2 separate regions of the Homo sapiens genome follow, and region 2 is linked to region 1. Evidence: chromatin loops called from intact Hi-C (ENCODE). Cell type or tissue: heart right ventricle. All regions are shown on one strand. Links, peaks and the distances in the headings refer to the core of each region. The heading gives the core; the rest is flanking DNA.

The links. A loop is a pair of places that touch in the nucleus more often than their neighbours do. Peaks named below come from ENCODE experiments on the same cell type or tissue, not always from the same donor. Only the 100,000 strongest peaks of a DNase experiment are listed, where the experiment ranks them.
Region 2: it touches region 1 in a loop (3-fold over the local background); 26 of 110 quality-filtered maps call a loop at or near these places.

Annotation. Positions count from the first base shown.
Region 1 is chr3:15,554,398-15,559,957 of GRCh38, reverse strand. No RefSeq gene overlaps it. Among named protein-coding and RNA genes, the nearest start is that of COLQ, 35 kb to the right of the region's middle. In heart right ventricle, for the core only: CTCF peaks have their summits at 2,119 and 2,319 (motif pointing right); a DNase peak (open chromatin) is centred at 2,157; H3K27ac peaks cover 585 bases.
Region 2 is chr3:15,116,035-15,121,594 of GRCh38, reverse strand. No RefSeq gene overlaps it. Among named protein-coding and RNA genes, the nearest start is that of RBSN, 20 kb to the right of the region's middle. In heart right ventricle, for the core only: a CTCF peak has its summit at 2,782 (motif pointing left); no DNase peak of the experiment used is centred there; H3K4me3 peaks cover 500 bases; H3K27me3 peaks cover 1,528 bases.

The sequences.
Region 1 (5,560 bases), core at 269-5,268:
GTCTTGAACCTTCCAGCTATCAGAACTGTGAGCTAAATAAACCTCTTTTTAAAACAAGTTACTTAGCTTTAGTAAATATTCCTTTATAGCAACACTAAACAGACTAAGGCAGTTACCTGTCTTTTAAAAATTGAAGAAAAAAGCTGTAAGAATTGTCTAATGTAGAGACATGTTCAGTTAGTTGAGATACATAGGCTCTTTCTGCTTCCTATTTTATTTTTTGACCACTCAGTACCTAAGTGTCACCAGTATTTAATGGGGCTGGTCCTATATTTTATGAGGTTGTTTTTTTTTTTTCCTGGAAGGAATTTACTGAGCCAAAGGCAAAGTCACATCACACCCAAACTAATAATTTCAGGATATATTTGGACTAGCGACCTAAGTTCAAGCATACCACATTTAGACCAACAGAGTTAACCTTAATCTATAAAGAACTCAGACTAGGGACAGTGGCTCACACCTGTAATCCCAGCACTTTGGGAGGCTGAGGCGGGTGGATCACTTGAGATCAGGAGTTCAAGACTAGCCTGGCCAACATGGTGAAACCCTGTCTCTACTAAAAATAAAAAAGTTAGCTGGGCATGGTGGCACACTCCTGTAATCCCAGTTACTCAGGAAGCTGAGGCTCGAGAATCGCTTGAACCTGGGAGGCAGAGGTTGCAATGAGCCGAGATCCCGCCACTGTTCTTGAGCCTGGGCAACAGACTTAGTGTGACTCCCTTTCAAAAATAAAAAAATAAAAATATAAAGAACTCTTATATATAAGAAAAATATTAAGGTGCCAGTAGAAAAATGGGCAAAGGGCGTGAATGTACAATTCACAGAAAAAATATAAATGCTCAGTAAAAGCATGAATATGAATATGTAAGTTATACTGAAAATCCCTTTTTTTTTCCTGGCCTATCCACTTGGCAAAGAACTTTCTAAATTAATCTGAATTTTGGTGAAGTGGAAGTGAAAATGGAGACTCCTATGCTGCTGATGGAAGTTGAAGTTGGTACATTTCTGTAGAGTAATTCTAGCATTGCAGGTATTTGGAGTCTTAAAAATGTTCATACCGCGTAAGTTTTGACCCCGTGAGCTTTTTTTTTTTTTTTTTCAAGACAGGGTCTTGCTCTGTTGCTCAGGCTAGAGTGCAATGACATGATCACGGCTCACTGCATCTTTGACGTCCTTGGACTCAAGTGATCTCTCCATCTCAGTCTCCCGAGTTGCTAGGACTACAAGCGCATACCACCATGCCTGGCTACTCTTTTATTTTATTTTTGTAGAGACAGGGTCTCACTATGTTGCCTAGGTTGGTCCCAAACTCGTGGGCTCACGCTATCCTCTTGCCTCTGCCTCCCAGAGTGCTGGGAATATAGGCATGAGCCACTGTGCCAGGCCCCATTGAGCTTATTTGGGAATATATCCTGAAGAAATAATAAAATATTTGGTCAAATATTTATATAAAAGGCCATGTAGCGTAGTTTTATTTAGGAACAATTCCAATGTTTAATAGTAGGACATTGGTTACATAAGTGATGGTCTATCATCATAAAATAAAAATTGTATTATTTATTAATTGAAAAATAATCACAATACAACGTGTGAAAAGGGCAAGCTACAAAATGAAATGGAGTGAAGTAAGGAAATAACCATAATCATGCATACCTGCTTGCTTACAGAACAGAGATGGGCACAAAATAAACTAAAATTGTAATACAACTTGGTAGATGGAATTGTAGGCAATTTTTATTTAATTTTTTCCTTTATAGAATTTTAAAAATAATTATGTAATTTTTATTATCAGAAGCAGGCACTATTTTAAAAGAATATTTGAAATGGAAAAGCATCACTTATTTTCAGGGTCATTCGTGTTTTTTATCTGCAGTTTTACATAAATTGAAGCATAGGACTTTATATCAAAATTCAGCTTGTTTGCACCACCCATATCAGACTTGTCTACACTGGCTAGTTTAGGCACAAGTGACCACCATGAAGTGGTAGACTTCAGTTTTAGGGGTGAACCCAGAAGATACTGTGACTTGGCCCCTGACAGGCTCGTGGAAGCAGCCTCATTTCTCAGGTATTCTTATGTCCTGCACAGGAGGAAGAGACTATGAAAAGGAGCATTCAGACTGGATAGTTCATGTAACCTCATCAGTCTCCTCCCACTCTGCCTCCGGACACACCTCTGGCAGCCGAATGCAATATAAGATTTTGCCATTAGGTGGTGTAGAGGGCTTGATTAATATTTGTAAGTTGAACTGTGTAAATTTGTTACTAAATACTAGATAAAATTTGGGGAAAATGCCCCTTTCCTAATCATACTCTCAGAGAAAAAAAAAATGCTGACAGGTTATTAGACTGTCCAGCAGAGGTCAGTCTAAGTGTATAAAGACCACATTAGTCCAGGGGCACTAATTGACAGAGTCCATTGACTGCTTATTTAGTAAAAATGATCTTGAAATTAATCTCCTCATAGAAGATTTTCCTTAGAAGGATAAAATATTGAAAATACCCCTCTAAAATGAATCTATTGGTTGATAGATATTTGATAGAATATTTTGTAGCCCCTAGTTTAATAATGAATTTCTTATGTGATCCTATTATATGTGTTAATAATATCCAATTGCCTCATAAAAACTGAGCTTCGAAAGATTATGGCAGTTTTCTTAATTTAGAAAAACCCAGAATCCAGGGTTGAGGAGATGAATGGGAAATGAGTTTTATTATTATTATCATTATTTTGAGACAGCGTATTCTTATGTTGCCCAGGCTGGAGTACAGTGGCACAGTCATAGCTTACTGCAGCCTCGAACTCCCGGGCTCAAATACTTCTCCCACCTCACCCTCCCAAGTAGCTAGGACTACAGGTACATGCCACCACAACTGGCTAATTTTTAAAGTTTTTTGTAGAGATGGGTCTCACACTGTTGCCGAGGCTGGTCTCAAACTCCTGGGCTCAAGCTGTCCTCCCACTTCAACCTCCCAAAGTGAAATGGTTTCTTAGGTTACTTTCTCTACTAATAGTCTTTCCAGAAATCTTTCATATTTCATGGGGTTATTTGGGGATTCAGAAAGCCACCCAGAAGCTCCTAGCCCAATGCCTGGCATATAAAAGGCACTCAATAAGTGCCACTGCATTTTAGGAAGGTGAGAATTTAGAGAAGAGAACACCACTTGGAATCCCTGCTTAGCGGTGAATGTGAAAGTAGACATAGTGGTTTCCCTTTTCTCAAGTGACTGGGTCTTACTTCAAGTAAATTAGACATTTCCTGGAGATCAGGGGTTGTGTATTTTCACTTCTCTATATAGCCATAGTACTCTTTAAGAGTTCACTAACTACGTGTTAAATGGGAACTCATGATGGTTAACAATAGCTCAGTGGAGATGTTCTACAGTTATTTCATACATGCTACTTTGAAGTAGCTCAGCTTATTTTGTGAAGTGAGTGTATGTGCCATAGGGAAAAAAAGTCTCAAATCCATTGCAAGAAAATGGTAGGACTTTTGGACACTGAAGGAAAAAGAAAATGAAATGGAAAATTATATTTAATCCCAAATTGTTTTTGTTCCTTTATTTTCAAGACAGTTAGGCAGTGGGGAAGCAGTGCATGCCAATGAAGAAGCAGCCCATGACTCTGAAATAATGCAAATGTAAAGTGATTACAGTAGAACATCATATGACTGTTTTAAGAAAGTAGGAAACCAGGCTGGGCGCGGTGGCTCACGCCTGTAATCCCAACACTTTGGGAGGCCGAGGCGGGCGGATCACAAGGTCAGGAGATCGAGACCATCCTGACTAACACGGTGGAACCCCGTCTCTACTAAAAATACAAAAAATTAGCCGGGCGTAGTGGCGGGCGCCTGTAGTCCCAGCTACTTGGGAGGCTGAGGCAGGAGAATGGCGTGAACCCAGGAGGCGGAGCTTGCAGTGAGCCAAGCCATTGCACTCCAGCCTGGGTGACAGAGTGAGACTCTGCCTCAAAAAAAAAAAAAAAAAAAAAAAAGAAGAAAGAAAGTAGGAAACCAGTTACATTCCAGATGGGAATTATGACTGAGAAACCCCAAGAAAACTGACTACTGACTATTACAGAGAGTAAAATACAGATGAAGTGTAAATTATCTGGTGTTTTCTGGTTGCATTTGCTGCTGCTAATCTGAATAAATGGAATAATGTGGAAAGAAGAAATTGACAATCCTATAAACTTTACTCTGGGAAGAGATGGAGATAAAAGTGTATGCCTTGGATTCTGATCTGACTGGCAGGATTGCCTCTGGCTTTTGCTAGATTATCTTGAATCTTCCCTCCCTTCCAGGGCCCTCTCTTTTAGAAGAGGCGCTAGCTGGCCAGTGAACCCATGGCACATCCAGGTTGTATGGTCACTCTTCCATTTAGGGAGCTATGAAAGGAACACATAGAAACTCCTGGATCTCCTGTTTCAAAGTTTGAAGGAACCACTTTAAATTTTGATTCAGGGCCTAGAAATACCTGCAGAGATGGCAAGATCCATGATTTTCCTTCTATGCAGTGGTTGCTGGAGCCTGCTCTGTGGAGTGGCTAATCTACAGCCATGTAGTTCACTCCCAAGGCTCACTTCCCTCGTCCCTCCATATTTGCAGGAATTGCCTCCCCATTGCACAGTCAAGTTAGACTCAAGAAGTCAGACCTGGTTTCACCTCAGCCCCAGCTTTGCTTGTGCTGTTTCTGCTGTGATGCTCTGTACACACCCACCCATTTTTGCCGTGTGGAGTTGGCTATATGCTTCAAGGCCCAGCTCAACAGTCCACTCTTCCATGAAGCCTTCCTTTCTCTGAATGTTCCTGCCGCACCTGGGGTGCACCCCTGTCACAAACTCAGTGTTCACGGTGAGCTAAATTCCCATCTCCCTCACCATCTTGTTTTGGGAAGGAAGTAATCCAGGAAGGGTTTATATCACAAAAGCTATAGCAGACAATTTTAAACAAGGATGCAGGGTGAATGGATGAACTACCAAGGATCAGAGGTCCACCCTGATGCCTGGGTATTAAGTAAGCCCAGCGGTTCTTAGAGCAATGCTGGGGATGGGGGGCTGGTGATCGTGAGGCCCTAAAATGACTGAAGTTTTATTTCCACCCTGGCAAAATGAAGGTCAAAATTAAAATTAGATAGAATTACTGAAAATAAATATTTCTTTCACACTGTTGTGGACTGAGATTTATATCCACTACATTCATCAAACCATTTAATGGTTCGTAGTGCCATCCCTGGCTCCCTACCCTCCATCAGCCACTCCATCCATCCCCTCTCCACACCACCCTACATTACTCTTGCGTTTCAGAATTTTTATGGTTATTTTATTTGTTTATTTTGAGACAGAGTTTCCCTCTGTTGCCCAGGCTGGAGTACAATGGCGCAATCTCGGCTCACTGCAACCTCCTCCTCCTGGGTTCAAGTGATTCTCCTGCCTCAGCCTCCCTAGTAGCTGAGATTACAGGTGCCTGCAACCACACCCAGCTAATTTTTGTATTTTTAGTACAGACGAGGTTTCACCATGTTGGTCAGGCCAGTCTCGAACTCCTGACCTCGGTGATCC
Region 2 (5,560 bases), core at 179-5,178, 440 kb after region 1:
GACATTCAAATTTAACTGGATGTCCTGTATTTTTGTTTGCTAAACCTGGCCACCTTCAAGTAGTTCCTTCCCCATTTTCCTTCACAGGTATTTTCCCCAATAAATCTCTTGCACGTCTGATCCCACATTGGTGTCTGTTTTGCAAAGGCCTCCAACTAGCACATGATGAGAATTGAATGAGAGAGCACACTGCAAGATCACAGAGCAGTGCCTGTCCCCAGGAAGTAATCGTTTGCTCTTAGCCAGCAGGCACAGCCAAATATTACCAACTGGTGTGTGAACCTAGGCTGGCTGACTCCCTAGTCTGGGCTCCCTCACCCCTCACCCCTATACTTAGCAGGTGCTCAAAACACATTTCATGAGAGAGGTATGTATTTGTTTGCACGTTTACAGATGAATTCTGGGAGGATGCCAAGCATTGGTGGTTGCCCTGGAGAGGGCCTGCTGGCCTGGAGAAGTATGAAAGTGAGACTCACTTTTGGCTAAATGACCTCACCTACCCACCTTTTGAATTGAAACCATACAATTGTTATTACCTATCACAAAACTTAAAATTTAAACTTATTTTGAATTGAACTAAATTCATTGCAGTTTTTATATCCTGGAGGCTCAAGGCGTGCAGGAGACCCAACTAAGAGCCATTGAACAGACGGAGGCCCCACATTTGCTCTGAGAGGCACTGGTTGGAGGTAGCAAGTGTTCCCACAAGTTCCTAAAGTTGCTTTTTTTTTCCACCCAGCTGCTCCCGAAAGTACTTTTGAAAGACCAAGTTCTTGCACCAAACAACACTTTGATGTCAGACGACCCTGAGGATCTCCCTAATCATTACACGGCAGTGCTCCCAGTCCATCTAGGGTCTTCTTTGGGAGGCAAGGAGCTGGCGTGGAGGCAAAGGGCGTCTTTCACCTTCCCTCACATTTTGCCCACCAGCAAACGAGGAGGAGGAAGGGCTTGTGTCAGGGAATTGGATCACAAAAGCTCAGCACTCAAAGAGGCCTAAAGGTCAGTGCAGGTAGGAAAATTCTCCCTAACCTCCCTCACCCGACATTTCCTCAGTCCATGCTTGCCTGCCTCCAGGGATGGGGACCTCATTCCCTCAGACACAGCACAGCTGTTCTAACCAGCACAGCTCTGCCGGGAAGAAAGTGTTTTTCTCTCTGAGCTGAGACCTGGCACCCTCTGACTGCCCCCTGACATCCCTGTGGATCCTTGCTCTGCCCTCTGGGCTCCCAGGCCCTGTGAGCTCACTGCAGAGGAGCCCGCAGGCTGCCTTCTCCAACTCTACAGAGACTGGGCCCTTCCTCGCCTCCTGCTTGCCCTGGGCAGGCTCAGCCTGGTTCTCTTGCAGGACGAGGCACCTAGGAATGGGATGACAGCCAACAAGTCTTCAGAAAGCCCCTGGCAGGGCTGGAACTCCGAGAAAGGGGCATGATAGTTTGCAGGAACTCCCCTGGATGAGCCCTGTGAAAGCCTAAGTATCCCATGCAGAGGTCAGATGGTCTTAGGTAACCAGAACCCCAGGTGCCCCACCCCCAATTCTGCACCTCTCCAGTCTGCACAGGGCTGGGTACTCTTAGCCAAAGTCAGAGCTGTGGCACTGGTGTCTCCACTTGAACACCTCCTTCTGTTAACTTATTCTTGTTTCTTTTTTTTTAAAGACTTACTTATTTTTATATTTTAATTTAATTTAATTTTCTCTAATCCCATGACAAATTTTAGAAATGACTTATTTTGGCTTGGTGTAGTGGCTCAGCCTGTAGTCCTAGTGCTTTAGGAAGCTGAGGTTGGGAGGATCACTTGAAGGCAGGAGTTGGAGACCAACCTGAGCAACACAGTGAGTGAGACCCTATCTCGACAAAAAATTAAAATATTACCCGAGTGTGGTGGCAAATGCCCATAGTCCCAGCTACTCGAGGGGCAGGGGTGGGCAGATTGCTTGAGCCCAGAAAGTTTGAGGCTGCAGTGAGCTATAATCACACCACTGCACTACAGCCTAGGCAACAGAGTGAGGTCCTGTCTGTTAAAAAAGACAGATAAAGAGAGACTTATTTTTTAAAGTAAAAAAATCCAGAAGATCCAGAGGTAGCTACTTTGACGAGTTTCTCGAGTGTTCTGCTAGAGCTTCTCTAAGCATTTATAGCAGATCCGGGCCGTTCTTGACCTGGGAGAGATCCCTCACCTCCCTTTATGCGCAACCCTGGATGGCAGCTTTTATTCCCCGACTGCACGGTCCTTTGCTGGGTGGCCCCCCTCTGCCACAGCTGTGGTAGGTTGGCCCCTGGTTCTGCACAGAGTGATTCTGAGCGGTCCATAGGTTTAAGCTTTAACGATGCAGTGTTTATTTAAAAGCCTATTAAAGAAAACAGACTAGTGCCTCCAACCCATCATTTCACACCTGCCTCGAATGGGGTTAATTTTTTTTTTTTTTTTTTTTGAGACGGAGTCTCGCTGTGTTGCCCAGGCTGGAGTGCAGCGGCGCGATCTCGGCTCACTGCAAGCTCCGCTTCCCGGGTTCACGCCATTCTCTCGCCTCAGCCTTCCGAGTAGCTGGGACTACAGGCGCCCGTCACCGCGCCCGGCTAATTTTTTGTATTTTTAGTAGAGACGGGGTTTCACCGTGTTAGCCGGGATGGTCTCGATTTCCCGACCTCGTGATCCGCCCGCCTCGGCCTCCCAAAGTGCTGGGACTACAGGCGTGAACCACCGCGCCCGGCCCAGAATTCTTTCAAGTTCCACCCGGAGCGCCCCGGGCCTCTCGTGGGGGAAGGCAAGTGTCGGGCGCCCCCTGCTGGCGGGAGGAGCCGCGCGCTCGCGCTCAGGTGGGATTTGCTCCCGGACTCGGGGTCTCAACGTGCCGGAAAGGTTGGTTGCTCCAGGCTGAGTAAGAACAGTGAACAGGAAGAGGCTATTTAAAGCAGGCGGCTGGGAGCATAGGCTCAGGACGCAGGCAGAAGACGATGCCCCAAATTCTGATCCTCAAAGTGCCACCCAGGCCCAAACAAAAATAGGAGCGGAAGACAGCGGCCAGACACCACGGGGGCGCGGAGAAGGCTCTTATTAAAATGTCTAATGCACTTGGTGATATTCCTGTTTTATCCCTGATTGAAGTCTTACGGTCCCCACACATGGTCTTCTGCTCATGAAGGTGAAGGTCATTCATAGCACAGTAATTAATTCATTCAGCAAATAATTCCTGGGCCCAACCCCGTGCAGGGCACTGAGGGATAATAACAAAAAGCGTAATAGCTCACATTTATAAGGTCCTATGCAGCACTCTAGAAAGTAATGAAGAAAATAATAGGCTGGGTGCGGTAGCTCATGCCTATAATCCCAGCACTTTGGGAGGCTGATGGGTGGATTGCCTAGGCCTAGGAGTTGGTGATCAGCCTGGGCAACATAAGGATACACCGTCTCTACAAAAAATAAAATTAGAAAAAAATTTAGCTGGGCATGATGGTGCACGCCTGTGGTCCCAACTACTCTAAGGCTGAGGTGGGATCGTTTGAGCCCAGGAGGTCGAGGCTGCAGTGAGCCATGATTGCACCACTGCTACAGCCTGGGTGACAGAGACTTTGTCTCAAAAAATAAACCAAAAAAAAAAAAAAAGAAGAACAGAAAATACTAATAGCTCACACATTTATTGAGTGCCAAGCGCTGTTCTATGTGCTTTGCACCTATTAACTCTTTTAATCCTTATGCAATAAGAGGAAGGTTCTTATTATTACCATTTTGTAGGTGAGGAAACTGATACACAGAGAAGGCAAATAACTTACTCAAGTTCTCACAGCTGGGATGTGGTTGATGCATGGATGACTAAAACAGGGCTCCGTCCTTGGAGAAGCCCACAGTCTAATTGGGGTGACAGACCTGGGACATATATATATGTAATTGAGGACTCACAAGGGATGAAGTGTCATCTCTGTCTGGGAGGGTTAGAGCAGAGCAGACCCTTTGAAATGGGAATTTGTCAGGCTCAGAGGAGATAGGAGAAGAGGGAAGGGCACACTAGGCAGAGGAATGGCAGGTGCATAGGTAGGGTGGCAGAAAAGTGGCACAGCTTCTGCCATAAATAGAACACAGTCTGATTAGAATGAGGGAAAGACACCATCAGTGCTAGAAACCTGTGTCTGGAACTGACCATGAATGGCACTCAGCCCAAGGCTCTGTGAAGTGCGCCTAGGGTCTCGAACTCAAGGGTCACACTTCTGAGAAATGACAGCATGCTTTCAGGGAAAGGGAAGGAGAACTGGGTGTTCTCTGTGTCTGCTTTGCCATGAGGCAGGGTCCAGCGGGGAAGAGGACCCTGGAGGCACCACGTGGCTGGCTCCTGCCCTGTTCCTCCTATCAGCTTGTGCCAGAGGAACAACTAGCTTTCCAGATGACCCATGTCCAGCCTAGGGCCTGCTCCTGCTACACACTAGTGTGGGGAAAAGAGAATGTGAAAGCCTGTCAGTCAGGAGGACCAAGGCTTCCATCCTGGCCCCACAAGTCCCTTACACTCTCCAAACATCAGCTTCCTGATGTGTAAATTGGTGACTAACAGCCACCTTGCAGGGTTATCATTTTAGTTAGAATAGAGCTAGGTATTGGTGGTATACTGAGCACAAAAATGGCCCAGTCTCTATCATGGGCTGAGTCGTGCCCCACCCCCCATTCCTATGGTGAAGCCATAACCCTCAGTACCTCAGAATGTGACTGTATTTGGAGACAGGGTCTTTAAACAGGTGATTAAGTTAAAACAAAGTCATTAGGGAGGGCCCTGATCCTTATAGGAAGAGGGAATTAGGACACACACACACAGAGGGAAAAACACGTAAAGACACAAGGCAAAGACCGCCAAGGAGAGAGGCCTTGGAAGAAACCTACCCTGCTAACACGTTGATCTTGGACTTTCAGCCTCCAGAAGTGTGAGGAAATAAATGTCTGCTGTTTAAGCCACCCAGTCTGTGGTACATTGTCATGGCAGCCTAGCAAACCCTCTGCCTCTTTTAGTTCCTTCCAGAAAGAGGTGGGTCTATTTCTCCTTGAATCTAGGCTGGACTTGGGAGTTGCCAGTAAAAGGCTGGAATGCAGCAGAAGTGATAATGTGACAGTATGAGCTTAGGCCTCAAGTGACCTCTTGTGCTTCTGCTTGTTATCTTTTTGTGAATAAGCCTGGGCCAGCCTGCTGGCAGTTGACAGAGCACATGGAGGAGAACTCATTTATCCTGGTTCAGGCCATTCTAGACCAGTCAGCCCCAGAATAGGTGAGAGAGCTTTGCTAAGACCCGCAGGGCTGCCCCTGCCCTCAGTCCACAGCCAATCTCAGATGCACGAGAAAGCCCAGCCAAGGCCAGAAGAACTGCCCAGCTGATCTGTGAACTAAGAAAAGTAAATGCTTATTGTTGAAAGTCAGTAAGTTTAGGGATGTTTGTTACACAGCAATAGCCAACTCTGCAGCTCTGTAACAAGTGACTCCCCTCCTGAAACCAGCCTCCTAACTCTCAGCCCATGTGGGCCAGTGCCTAGCACAGGAGGCCTCTCTCTCTTCCCAGAAGATACCCTGTGCACAGTGATTTTG